Linked DNA regions of Mus musculus: region 1 is linked to region 2. Evidence: chromatin loops called from intact Hi-C (ENCODE). Cell type or tissue: heart. All regions are shown on one strand. Each heading gives the region's core, and the rest is flanking DNA. Links, peaks and the distances in the headings are about the cores only.

Evidence for each region. A loop is a pair of places that touch in the nucleus more often than their neighbours do. Peaks named below come from ENCODE experiments on the same cell type or tissue, not always from the same donor. Only the 100,000 strongest peaks of a DNase experiment are listed, where the experiment ranks them.
Region 1: a loop joins it to region 2, with 2.3 times the contacts of the local background. A loop is called at or near these places in 2 of 42 quality-filtered maps.

What each region holds. Positions count from the first base shown.
Region 1 is chr6:141,161,071-141,169,758 of GRCm38, forward strand. No RefSeq gene overlaps it. Among named protein-coding and RNA genes, the nearest start is that of Pde3a, 84 kb to the right of the region's middle. In heart, for the core only: no CTCF peak of the experiment used is centred there; no DNase peak of the experiment used is centred there.
Region 2 is chr6:141,456,098-141,461,097 of GRCm38, forward strand. Pde3a (phosphodiesterase 3A, cGMP inhibited) reads left to right here. Exons shown (of 16, transcript NM_018779.2): 3 at 2,959-3,213; 4 at 3,587-3,741. Among named protein-coding and RNA genes, the nearest start is that of Slco1c1, 66 kb to the right of the region's middle. In heart, for the core only: a CTCF peak has its summit at 2,455 (motif pointing right); no DNase peak of the experiment used is centred there.

The sequences.
Region 1 (8,688 bases), core at 1,454-6,453, 290 kb before region 2:
CCCAGAAGACTGAGATTTGATTCCTAGCACCCTCATGGCACCCTCATTCCATAACTTTTCCAGGGAATCCAATGCCCTCTTCTGTCCTTCATGGGCACCAGGCATGCAAGTGGCACATGGAAATATATGTAAGCAGAACACCTATCCAACTAACACATGTATGACCTATGGATACATACAAAATATATTTGTTTTCATATATTTATTTATAATAAATAAAATATTTACTATCTTTAATCACAAGTTTTTGATGAGAAATTTTAAAAACTTAAATTTTGTGTTTTGTGTGTGTGTGCATGTGCAAGCACATGTGTGCCTGAGTCCTATGTTAGATGTATGGAGGTCAGAGGATAACTTATGGGCTTTGGTTCTCTCCTTCCATCATGTGGTTCCCAGGGATAGAATTCAGATGCTCGGGTCATCAGGCTTGGCCGCAAGTGCAGTTACCCACTGAGCCATCCTACTGGCAGAAGGCATTGAGCAGCAGTAGCAGCAGCAGCAAGAACAACAACAAATATAAAACATGTCATCCTATGCTAAATTTGAACTTTATGAAGGTTTGCTCAGTCATTATTCTTGTTCATTTAAATTTGCTCTCTGGACACAATTATATAAAATAACTCGTCCAGTGTTTAATCCACAAGGAATCATTTTTCCCAGCTGACAGCACTCTGGGAAAAAGTTAAGCAGACCATGGGGCCTGTGCAGCTGAGGATCATCAAAGCTCAGCACAGGGCGGAAATGCAGGATGTAAAAGCCATCTGGCCAGACATCATCAGCAAATTTTCACAAGGAGATCTAGCTTTTGTTACAGTGCAGAACAGAATTGTTTACACCCTCTTCATAAAATAAGTGATTCAAGGTTTAGGGGTGGGGTGTATCCCAGCAGGGCTGTCTTCAGACACCAAGAACGGGAGGACTTTCCATTCTCAAACATCTGTAGTTAAGACTAAGACTGTGGGGTAGGACACCTGACTCATAGCTCCCCCAGTCAGACTACACAGGAGTGTACAGCTGTGGGAGGACCTTAGGAAACAGGACACAATGACTGCTGCACTCAGGCCATAGCTAGCTTCTCTGTGATGGGTTAAAGCTCTGTGTGCTCACTAGTTATCTATCCTTTCCTGTTGATATTCACACTTGTTTTTCTTCCCATAGCCCCTTTCTTCTTGGACTTGCCCAGGCTAGCTCAATTTGGGACATGACTTCCTGTTTAGCATTTCCTATATAGGGAATGTGGATTAGTGCCTAAGAAATGATAAAACTCCAACTTTCAATGTTGTGCATTTTCGCTGTTTTTTTTTTTTTACACACACAATGAAGTCACGAACTTGGTGCTGTAGTTTGAAGTCTTAATGCTTCTTGCATTTGTTTATTCAACAGATATTCGATGTCTCCATGTAACAGGTATTTATACACGCCAGAAATAGCATAGAAGACAAAAAAAGAGCTAATAAATAAAAATAATGTCATCATTGTGCTAATATCCAGAAACTAGGTCTATTATACACATCTTTACATGTTAACATCTTCAAGCTTTATTTTTATGTGAGTCTGTGCGTGAGTGTATCACTTGCGGTTGAAGGAACACAGATGGCCAAATCCAGCAGCTTTCATGTGGGCTTTTGCCTCCAATTGCTTTCAGTTTCATCAGTGAGCTTTAGAGTAACTAGTTCTAATTTTCAATGTTTTCAGAAAGCTCGGCTGCCCTACAGTGTGATTCCAGTACACAGAGGAAACAATTTTCCAAGTGTCTGCGAGCACTGCAGCAGGAGCGTTGTTGCTTCAGTTGTGTGGTGGGTGTGCCCGTGCAGCTTCAGAGATTTACTTTAGGGAATCTAAAAGAATTATTTCCCCCCATTTTTGCACATACACATGCATATATGTGTCTCTTTGTGATATGCATATGTATGTATGGACACAGGTATGTAGAAGCATATGTGCATATATACCTCTCCATCAAACCTAGAAATCGTGGGCATAACTAGTCTCTAGAGTAAGCTTATGCTGGGGCTCCATCTTTGCTTTCCAAGTCTAGAATTACCGGTGGTCCACCATACCCTCCCAGCAGTCATATCTTACACGCGTTCTCGCGACTGGCCAAGAAGAACACAACAAACCGGAATCTTCTGCTTACATCTTCAGGAGCCAGAGAGCAAGAGAGCAAGAGCAAGAGCAAGAAAAAGAACAAGAACAAGAAAGCAAGAGAGAGAGAGAAAAAGCAAGAACAAGAGAGAGAGAAAGAATGGCAAAACCCCGTCCCTTTTAAGGAGAATTATCCTCCGCCTAGGACGTATTACTCCCTGATTGGCTGCAGCCCATCGGCCCAGTTGTCATCACGAGAAAGGCAGAACACATGGCGGGAAAACTGCCCCTGCACGTGTGCAGATTATGTTTACCACTTAGAACACAGCTGTCAGCGCCATCTTATAATGGCAAATGTGAGGGCGGCTCCTCACAGTCATATATGTTCTAGGGATCAGGATATTTTCCACAATCTTTCCTGCTTTATCACTGAACAGTACCCATCCCAAACCCAGGAATAATTCTTTTTTTTAAATTAGGTATTTTCCTCATTTACATTTCCAATGCTATCCCAAAAGGCCCCATACCCTCCCCCCCACTCCCCTACCCACCCACTCCCACTTCTTGGCCCTGGCGCTCCCCTGTACCGAGGCATATAGTTTGCAAGACCGATGGGCCTCTCTTTCCAATGATGGCTGACAAGGCCATCTTTTGATACATATGCAGCTAGAGTCAAGAGCTCCGGGGTACTGGTTAGTTCATATTGTTGTTCCACCTATAGGGTTGCAGTTCCCTTTAGCTCCTTGGGTACTTTCTCTAGCTCCTCCATTGGGGGCCCTGTGTTCCATCCAATAGCTGACTATGAGCATCCACTTCTGTGTTTGCTAGGCCCCGGCATAGCCTCACAAGAGACAGCTATATCAGGGTCCTTATTCACCTTGTCTTTTCTGTACTTCCAATAGCTTCTGAGACAATAGCTAGGAATATCTCAGTCAAGCAACTGAGCTATTAGTGACAGAAGTTGGAATAAAACTCTTGAGAGTAACAGAGGGAAAAAAAACACATGGTAACATCCCAACAGAGAAGACTGGAAAAAAATGTTGTGCAAGCTGTCAACCCTCTGGGGTTCAGGAACTGGGTGAGAGTCCAGTCCAAAAAGGTGAGGTCATTAGCCCAAGCAACTTAGGTCAAGCACATGTTAAAAGCTATAAATTCAGTTGTCAGTTTATTAATCTCTTTTCTAACTTGTAGAACTCAAGCCAACTAGGCCAAGCAGAAAATTATCATTTTTTATCTACTTGGACAATGCATAATAATTTTTTTATAAGTAAAACTATAAACTTTAAGTTTTTCTTTGAAAACGGTTTTATTTTTAGTGCTCTCACAACCAGTATTGGAATGGATAAGGCCTCCCTCTTTTAAGTCATGTATCTCATGTTAAATAGCTCCTTTAATGTCCTACATAACTCAGGTCCAAATGATCAGTTTTCCTGTCCCCACCACCAGAATATCAGCCATGCTCTTATAGGGACCAACTAAGACCATGACATTAAAATGTATCTCATTTTTCAGGCAATGATCTTCAACATTACAGCCTCTTTAAAAATATTTATAATTTAAATCTTAAAAAAAAAAACAGGGCTGGAGAGATGGCTCAGTGGTTAAGAGCACTGACTGGCTGCTCTTCCAGAGGTCCTGAGTTCAATTCCCAGCAACCACATGGTGGCTCACAACCATTTGTAATGAGATCTGATACCCTCTTCTGGTATGTCTCGAGACAGCAACAGGGTACTCATACAAATAAATAAATAAATCTTTAAAAAATATTTATAATTCTGTGTAGATGTATGTATCTATGTTTGTGTGCATATGTGCAACTAAGTACTATAGTAGGCTAGGAAAGGGCTTTAGAATCCTAGCATTAGAGTCATAGGGCATGGCGAGCCCCCAGTAAGGGTGCTAAGAACCATACTTAGGTCCTCTGCAAGAATAGCAAGTGCTCTTAACAACTGAGCCATCTCTACAAACCCTACAGTCACTTTCCGATAATCTCCTTGATTCTCTTTCCACAGTTCATAATCTAAATTGTTTTTTAGTGTATAAATAGGTTAGCAATTCCTAGCCTCAAAATTTTGGCTACTATCTAATCAACTATTTGGAGAAATGTAAATACTTTATGCATTACAAAGCCTTTTCATACACTCTCATCTGTGTTTTCAACTTCATCTCTCTCTGTACGCAAATATATAGTTTACACTGAGTACTTCAAATCTATAGTTTCTAAATACAATTTGTTTCTTTTATTTTACATTTTACATGTGTTATTTTTCCACTTGTAGATGCCCTTGCCTGCGGGGGGGGGAGGTGTCCTTCTTCTGAAAATATCTAGAATTTTGTGACATAATAAATAATTTTCTATATTGTATTCCTATACTATTCGTTGTTGTTAGCTTGACTACATCTGGAACTAACCAAACCCAAGTGACTGGATATACCTTGGAGAGATTTTTCTTGATTGAATCATGTGACGTGGGAAGACTGACCCTAAGCTGAGATCTTTTGAGGTGGCCTGCACCTGCTGGTGGCAGTCTACATAAAACGATGTGGAAGAAGGGAGCTTTTGCTCTTAGCCTTCTTGCCCTCACTTTTCCTGGGAAGTTCGTTCCTTGTCTGGTTTTAAAACCTACTTCTTTGGGATTCCAACATATACTGAAGACCAGCAGAGACATCCAACTTCATAGCCAGGACAGATATAGGATTCTTCAACTTTCCATCAGGAGACAATCATTGTTAGAACAGTTGGGTTATTATCCATTAGAATAGTTGTATGGTATCCATTCTGATAAATCTCTCTCTCTCTCTCTCACACACACACACACACACACACACACTCACACACACACACTCACACACACACACACACTCACACACACACACTCACACACACACACACACGCACACACACTTGCATATACACATACACACGCATGCACACACATATGTGCATGCATACATACAGACACACATACACAGACACACCGACACACACACACACACACACACACACACACACACACACACACACACACTCACTCATGTATGCATGCACACACACATGCAGGCACGCATGTACCCTCCCAGTTCTGTTCCTCTAGAGAACCCTGACTGATGGATTCACACATTGCATTATTCTATTATACTTTGGTCACTTTCTCTGCCTTTTACCTCAGTCATGAACTTCTTGAGGGTAAGGATCAGGCCATTGAATTTTGGCCCAAACAGTTAGCATAATATGCAACACACACACTTAAAAAATGAACAAAGAAAAGAAACTCAATGAACACTAAGAAGATTGATTGATTTTCTAAAACTTTCTTAAATGTTTTAAAAAAGAAAATCAGCCTTAGTAGACCTATCTGGTGTTATTTATTTCATGAGTACTCTGATGTTTCTTTCTATCTTAGGAAGAATTTTAAACAACTGTAAAAACACTTAGCCACAGGCAATGGTGGGGACTCACTGTGTCTCTTTCATGAATCATAGTGACTAATAGATAATCAATGATGAATGAAGGTAGAGAATTGTTTTGAGTTTGAAAAGGTGTGGTGTATGATAAACACTTGTAAGTTTGGGAAGCATCATACAGAAGTGACCTGCAGTACTCAGGTTCCTTCTTTTAACTGGTCCAGTATCTGTTGCTTTACCTACGAACTCTTGGAGTTGCAAAGATCTTTCTGTTCTTCCTCAGTGTGCATTTGCTTTTCTCCATCCTTGCTATACTGATGTTCCTTGTTTGGACATCTGCTGCTTAAAAAATTAGGTGAGACTCGTTTCTTTGGAGAATAAGGGTGAATTAACCTTTTCTTAGAGCCCTTAAGAAAATATTAACCTAACAAGGGAGCCTTGACTGCTGAGTGTTATATTTATGATTTATTCTTGTCAACCCTTGGTTTGATTGGCAATTGTGACACAGCCTCCATCTTTACCTAATATTCCCCTGTATTTCAAAAGTGATTTCACTTAGTACGTGAAATAACCTCTAATCTAAGAAAATTAAACTTTAATTAATTTATGCGTCACAAAAACACAGTTCCTGAGTGATGTCAACTGTGAAGGACGACATGCGTGAGCAAAAGTAAATAATCTTAAAACATGGACACAGGCGGCCGACAAACCTTACGTAAATATTCCTTTTGGGCCAGTCAAAGCTCAGAGCTCTTATTCTTTGAGGTTTGAAATCAGCCAGATTTTTTAACACATAGTTTCAACTTGGGAAATGTATTTTTATTACACAGTTGAAATATTTTCTTTAAGTGAAACTTGTCACATCTATTATTTAAGCTCTTTAAAACGAGCACTTCCTTTCTCTGACGGAATATTCCATTTCCTCATTTCTTGTCATCTCATTTATTTAAGTAAAAAAAAAAAATCTTTCCCCTGAGTATTCTGAAACCTTTGTAATGCTTTTTATAAAAACACTTGGGATAATCTGCCTTTTATAATATTACCTATGTCCCCCTTGTGCATGAGCCCTTCACTCAGTGACTAAGGATTTTAAAAGGTCACTCTTGGTTTCTTTTTAAGAATTATTAGATGTAGATTCTTCCTGCTGAGGGAAAGTTTACCCTCGGTGAGAATGTGGAATAGAATGGAAAGGAATTATCAATTTTGTTTGTGGTAGAACCTTCTAGCAATTTATTTGTTGTGTTGGTCAGGCATTTTTACCTGTTCTCATCCCACTGAAATATAAGCTGGTGGAGTATAAGATAGCAGGAGTCTCTGTCATTTTTTTTCACTGACATATTTGAGTGGTTTCCCAAACACAGTTCACTCAATGCACTTTTCCTAAAGACATGAATGTGACTGAATGGATTCATAATAGTGTTGTTTTAAAGTCAGAAAGAGGGGCTGGAGGGATGGCTCTGCAGTTGAAGGTACTGCTCAGGTCCAGAGGCCTAAGGTTCATCCCTGCTCTCCACATCAGAAAGCTCATAGCTACCTGTAACTCCAGTTCTGGGGGATTTGACATGCTCTTCTGGCCTCTGTGGGCATGGCACACACACACACACACACACACACACACACACACACACACACACACACACACACACACACACAGAGCTACCTTCTGTTATGTGTAACATGTCACAGCAAGGCCTTAACAAACAGAGCCCAGCTTTCATGTCCTCATAGTGCTTTATAAACAATGAAATAAATTTCTTCTAGTCTCTTTTTCTCAACTCAATTTACTGGATCCCTTTGAAAAAACAAAACTGGTTCCCACAAGTAACGGTATCTTTAAAAGAAAAACTGAGACCCAAGTTAGTTTCCACAAAGTTTATTTGAACGAGAAAAAAAAAAGGTTCTAGAGCTGGGCAGCCATCCAAGAAGGTTCAAAATGTCCCTTTCCGTCAGAAGTGCAGGTTGTATTTATAGGCAGAAAAGTGACATGAGTGGCTGCAGTTGGCATTTTCCTTATATAGACACATCAGATCAGTTTGCAGCTTGTGACTGGCTGAAGATCAAATGTTGCAATGGGTTGAGACTCAGTTGCTTGCTTGTTACATGCTGGGGATGGGATGCTGTGATTGGAAGGGAATCTGTTGCTCAGTTTAAATGATCTACATTCTTAAGTTAAGAGATATAATTTGTTCTCAAGAACATTTAAACTAAAATTCACTATGTGTAAAGACGGCTTTGAGCCAAAACTGATTATCCAAGTATGGCATCAGATTTAGGCCAAACTTACCCATTTTCACAGTGCTGATGTACTGGAATTTTGAGAACTAATTAAATGTGTACAAACCATCAAACATATACTTGCTTTGATTACTTGAAAAAAAAATACCACAAGGACTTGTAGTTGAGTGCACTTCAGCTAAACTAATCTTCATGTGTTTGGAATTATCTAAATCTCCAACAGTACTTTTTTATAATTCCAGTTTAACATAAGAGGTCCTTTATCATGATGTTGAGATGTAGACTGTAAGTGCTAGAGATGGCTTGTGGAGGTTAAGAGCACTTGCTGCTATGGCCAAGGAGCTGAGCTCAGTTTCCAGCACTCCCATGACAGCTCACAGGCATCTATGACTCCAGTTCCACGGGATCTGCTGCCCTCGTTGCTCTGCAGGTACTGGCACACGTGTGGTACATACACACACATACATGTAAGCAAAACATGCATACACATATAGCAACCAAATTATTTTTCTTTAGAGCCGGATAACCCTGGACTACCCGTTTCTTGAAGGTAGATACCTGAACCGAATCTACAGCTTGGCTGATGTGAGTCGTTGAATTGTCTACAATAAACCTGGGTTTACTGGTCTCTGCACAGTGTGCTTCTTTCGAACACAACACGTTCCCTTCCTTAGAGGGCTGATTCTAGGGCCCAGGAAGGACCCATGAAACACTTTAGCTATCACATGACTTGGTGTTCCTGTGGTCTAGTAAGAGGTGTTCTGCTTCCTGCCTACCTCCTCTTAGGAGACTTCCTCCACATGTCAGTTTTCTCATGAATGCAGCTCAAACCCACTGCTGCTTTTCCATGCATCACTAACATAAAAAGCTTCTCTACCCGCACTGATTGCCGCTGATTTGCTAATACTTTCCAAATCCAGAACTCAGGGCATGGCTCCTAGACAGCAGGGGTAGGGATTATAT
Region 2 (5,000 bases), core at 1-5,000:
GGAATATAGAGTGGCCGAGAAGCACCTAAAGAAATGTTTAACATTCTTAGTCATCAGGGAAATGCAAATCAAAGCAACCCGGAGATTCCATCTCACATCAGTTAGAATGGTTAAGATGAAAAACTCAGGTGACAGCAGATGCTGGCAAGGATGTGGAGAAAGAGAAACACTTCTCCATTGCTGGTACAACCACACTGGAAATCAGTCTGGTGGTTCCTCAGAAATTGGACATAGTACTACCTGAGGACCCAGCAATACCACTCCTAGGCATATATCCCAAAGATGCTCCAACATATAACTTCAATAGCTTCTTATTGAAAAGCCTTAGGGCTATTAGATTTCTATCTATATTATTACATATACTACTGTTTATACCACAATCATGACTCAAGATTTATAACTGTGAACACAGAATTGTTTAATCTTTTTATTCTTACAGTTACCTTTATAGTTTAGCATTAACATTATAGGTATGTAGGCATAATCTTTTTACAACCTACATTTAATAAGGGTTCAATCTCTTCTCTGGCCCACCAACCAGCAGAGGTAGTAGAAGAGAAAAGTTATTAGGATATCCGGGAAGTGGACCTATTCAGCAGTAGTTCTTTGCGGTGAGCTCACCTTTGGCAGCAGTTCACTCCTATAGCAAACACCAAAAATGACTCAGCAGCTGCAGACCAGTCCTCCAGGCAGGCAGACACTAGGCATGAACCAACAGCTGCAGTCTAGTCCTCTCAGCAGGCAGACACCAGGCAGCTGTAGTTCAACCCTGAAGAAGCTGCCAGGCTTCAGAACTGGCCTGAGGCAAGGTCTCTGAAGAGACAAGCTGACACAGGAACCTCATAAGCAGTTCTTGAGGAGTTTCCCTCAGTGGTGGCGTTACCACAAGTTGAGTTCAACAACTCTATGTAAGGCAAACCAACACACAATGTGTTGTTAGCAAGGAACAGAGAGGTGAAGCAAACCAAACCAATGCTCGGTACTGTCTCCCACTGTCTGTGGGGTCACATTTATACTCCTTCATCAAGAGTCCTGTGGCATGTCTGCTATTTCAAAACATCCTTTCAATTGTGTCTGCTTCAGGAATATATCCTTTTACCTGTGTGCTCATGTGGGTTTTCCTTAAAGAGGTAGGCTCTCGTCACATGAAGGTGATGACTTCACAATGGTGCAAACTGCACGGTGTTCAGACTTTACGCCTGACTCTTTATAGCACAGTGAAATTAAGGAGTAGCTATGTCATGGGAAAAATATCCACAAGCAAATTCCCCAAATCACAGGTTGAAGAAATGAAATGTGGGAGATTTTAGTGATCTAAAAGGTAGCGGTCATGGTACTGGAAAGTGCTGGATTGAATCAGACCTGGATCTAAACACTTGCATGCAGGACCTGCCTCCTGAATCAGTATGATATGCAGCTAGAGATTACACAGTTCTTTGAGCCTCATGCCATGATGGACATAACAAAATGCAAGGAAGGTATCACCAAAGTACAGAACTGAAATCTGATCTTACCAGCCAGGAGAGGCAGAGGATGGATTTGGAAACAAACTCCGTGAACTTGTCATGTCTATCTAGAAAACTAGTTGACTCCGTACCCCATGCTAGGCTGCTCAAGTGTTACGTTAAAACTTCTCTGGAGTCAAGATCTTCTTGTATATTAATTAGTGCTACTTTCAAAAGGAGATTTTCCAGTGGTACTGAAACAGAGCACTCTTCGTGAGGAAGGTTTAATGTTTCTCCCTTCAAATTCTCTGCTTTTTAAAATCAAGTGTTGATTGGTCCGATCTTTTGTTTATTTGCCATGCGGTGGTGGTTATACTGGCTTCAAAGCCAGAGTTTAAATGTGCAAGGCAACTAACTGCTCTCCCACTAGCGTGCACACAGCCCTAGAACAGTTTTTAGTCTGGTTATATATGCCCTATTCTTCCTGCAGCTCTAGCTTTGAACAGGGTACTTCAGATGGAGAAAGAGGCCACCCCATGCTGTTTCACAGTGGGATGGCTGTATGAGAAGGGAATGTGTTATAGGTTTCCACCAGCCTTTGAACATTTTCAGTGCAGAGAAATGAGGAATGTTTTAGGGCATAGGTGTGCTAACCAAGGTTTGAATTTTATACAATATACAATCTACTAATATGTTACATATGTACTTCTGTTTGAAATGGTTTTTGAAATATTTAGTTTTATTTTCCTGTGTACGAATGTTTTGCGGGCATGTATACATGGGCACCAGGGGTTTTCAACCTGTGGGTCGTGACCCTTTTGAGTGTCGCTTATTAGATATCTTGCATATCAGATATTTACATTACAATTCGAGGAAGTAGTAATGGAATAGTTTTACGACTAGGGGGTCACCACAACACGAGAAACTATGTTAAAGTGTCTCAGCATTGGGAAGGTTGAGAACCACAGCTGTGCACCATCTGCATGAAGTACCCAGAGAGGTCAGAAGATGGCATCAGACCCAAGGCAAACGGAGTCACAGATGGTTAGGAACTGCCATGTGGGTTCTGGGAATTGATCTTGGGTCCTCTGCAAGACTAGTAAACGCTCCCAACTATTGAGCCATCACTCAAACCCATATCTGTAACTTTTATGGGTCAGTATTAAATATTCTAAAGATATAAACTTTTGAAAAGTAGAGACCTACAAAACTAACCATGGCAGACTTCAGTGTTGAAGCAGCCGCGTGACTTGAACTATGTTGTTCTGAAGGGCTTAGCTGAATTTGCTTTCCTTTTCCTTCAAATTGAGTACAGAGGTAACACAGGGTCTTCTCTTACTCTACACAGCCTAGGTTGTCCCTAGATCTTCTTGCCTCAGCTGCCAGTACTTCCAGTTTGTAGATGTGTACCTCCATACCTGACAGCAGTGTGTTTTTTGTTCATAAAGCTCCAAATTAGCTCACTTCACCCCCACATACTCACCTACCCTGACGTCTTGCTTTGGTGTTCCAGTCAGGAACCAGCATCACTGTGGATATTGCTGTGATGGGTGAGGCCCATGGCCTCATTACCGACCTCCTGGCCGACCCTTCTCTGCCCCCGAATGTGTGTACATCCTTGAGGGCCGTAAGCAACTTGCTCAGCACCCAGCTCACCTTCCAGGCCATCCACAAGCCCAGAGTGAACCCCACCGTGACCTTCAGTGAGAACTATACCTGCTCGGACTCTGAGGAAGGCTTGGAGAAAGACAAGCAGGCCATTTCCAAGGTAGGTGCGGCATGAGGTGGTGTGTGTGGTCTTTGCTAATCTTTCCACCGTCTCAGGTTTCCTTCCTGCCACTTCTGTGATGTCTTGAGACAGAACCTTCTGGTGTAGCCCTGGGATTCTAGTACTTGCTATGTAGCCAGTTTGCTTCTCACACTCACTGCCTGAGATTCCCCAGGGGACAGTAGACATGGCTTACTGTTACCACTGTCACTCAACTTTTGAATTTCTCTTTCAGTGTTCCGGGATAGGAATAGATGAAATTCAGCCTGTATTGTTCAACACCTGCTTCCCTTTTCCTCACTTCCACCCGCTGTTTTACATAAAATTTGATGGCCTAAAGTGTGGTCTCTGATAAAGTGAATCTTCCTTCCAGCGCCTGAGAAGAAGTTTGCCTCCAGGCTTACTGAGAAGAGTCTCGTCAACTTGGACAACTACCACCTCTGCCACAGGTCTGCCCACCTTGGAGCCTGCGCCAGTGCGGAGGGACCGCAGTGCCAGCATAAAGCCGCACGAAGCCCCTTCACCCAGGTCAGACCCCACTCCCTTTGGCTTCAGGTCTCCTCAGAGGACTTACATGCTGAAATGGATTCAGAGGGCATGAGAAGAGAGGCCCAGCCAGGGTTACTGAGAACTGGGCTTTGAACATGTCAAATTTGCATGCTTAACCGCAGAGTACTTTAGGGCCTGATGGACATGACCTTGAATGTAAATACTAAGAGTGAGTTGGGATGAGCCCTGCACGGACGGCATTGGGTGGAAAAGGCCAAAGTCAGAGTGAAGTTATACTATACCTGCATGGAGATTCATACTGAGAACTTCAAATTGAACAAATCTCATCTGACATTTACATGGGATTCTTACAATGGCTGTCAGACCTGTTCTGTTTGTTGTCTTCAGAATTAACAAGAGTTATAGATTTTAAAGTAGATAGCATCGTAATAACAATTGGATGTATTCAAATCTTTTACATTTCTCTGTGTGAATGTGCATGTATGTGTATGTTGTTTGTGTATGTGTGTTTTTGTGTGTATATGTGTATGTGTAAATGTATATATGTATGTGTATATGTGTACACGTGTGAGTGCATGATGCATGTGTGTATGTGTATATCTGTATATATGTGTCCATATATGCATGCATGTGTGTGTATATATATATATGTGTGTGTATGTGTTTGTGAGTAAATGTGTGTATGTATGTGAGTAAATAAATGTATGTATATGTGAGTAAATGTGTGAATGTGTGTGTACTTATATGTGTATGCATGTATAAATGTGTGTGTGTACATGTGAGCATGTAAGTATATATGTGTATGTGTGCATGTTTGTATTTTTGTGTTTATATGTGTGTGTATATGTATATCTGTGTGTTTGCATACACATACATATTCATGTTTCCTGGGCAGATGCTTTCACCTTGAGCTATATACTGAGCTTTATATTTTGTTCAATGTATTAGTAGTATATTAATTACAATTTTATATAGTGGCTTATGAGTCTACTTTCCATCATCCTGACAAAGTACCTGATATCAATAAGGATTATTAGCCTCTGGCTTTCAAGGGTTCCCATCTGTGTTTTCTTTGGGACTTTGGAGTCATAGTACATCAGGGCAGAGGAGCCTGATCACCTTGTAGCTCTAGGACAGAGAGAAGGGAGAGAGGGAAGGCAAGTGCTAATATCCTAATATGCCCTGCAAAGGAACAGTGCCACTGATCTGATCACTTGGAAGCAGGCCCTACCTTTAAAGGTCCAGCCTCCAATGCTGCAGACTGAGTCCTTAACACA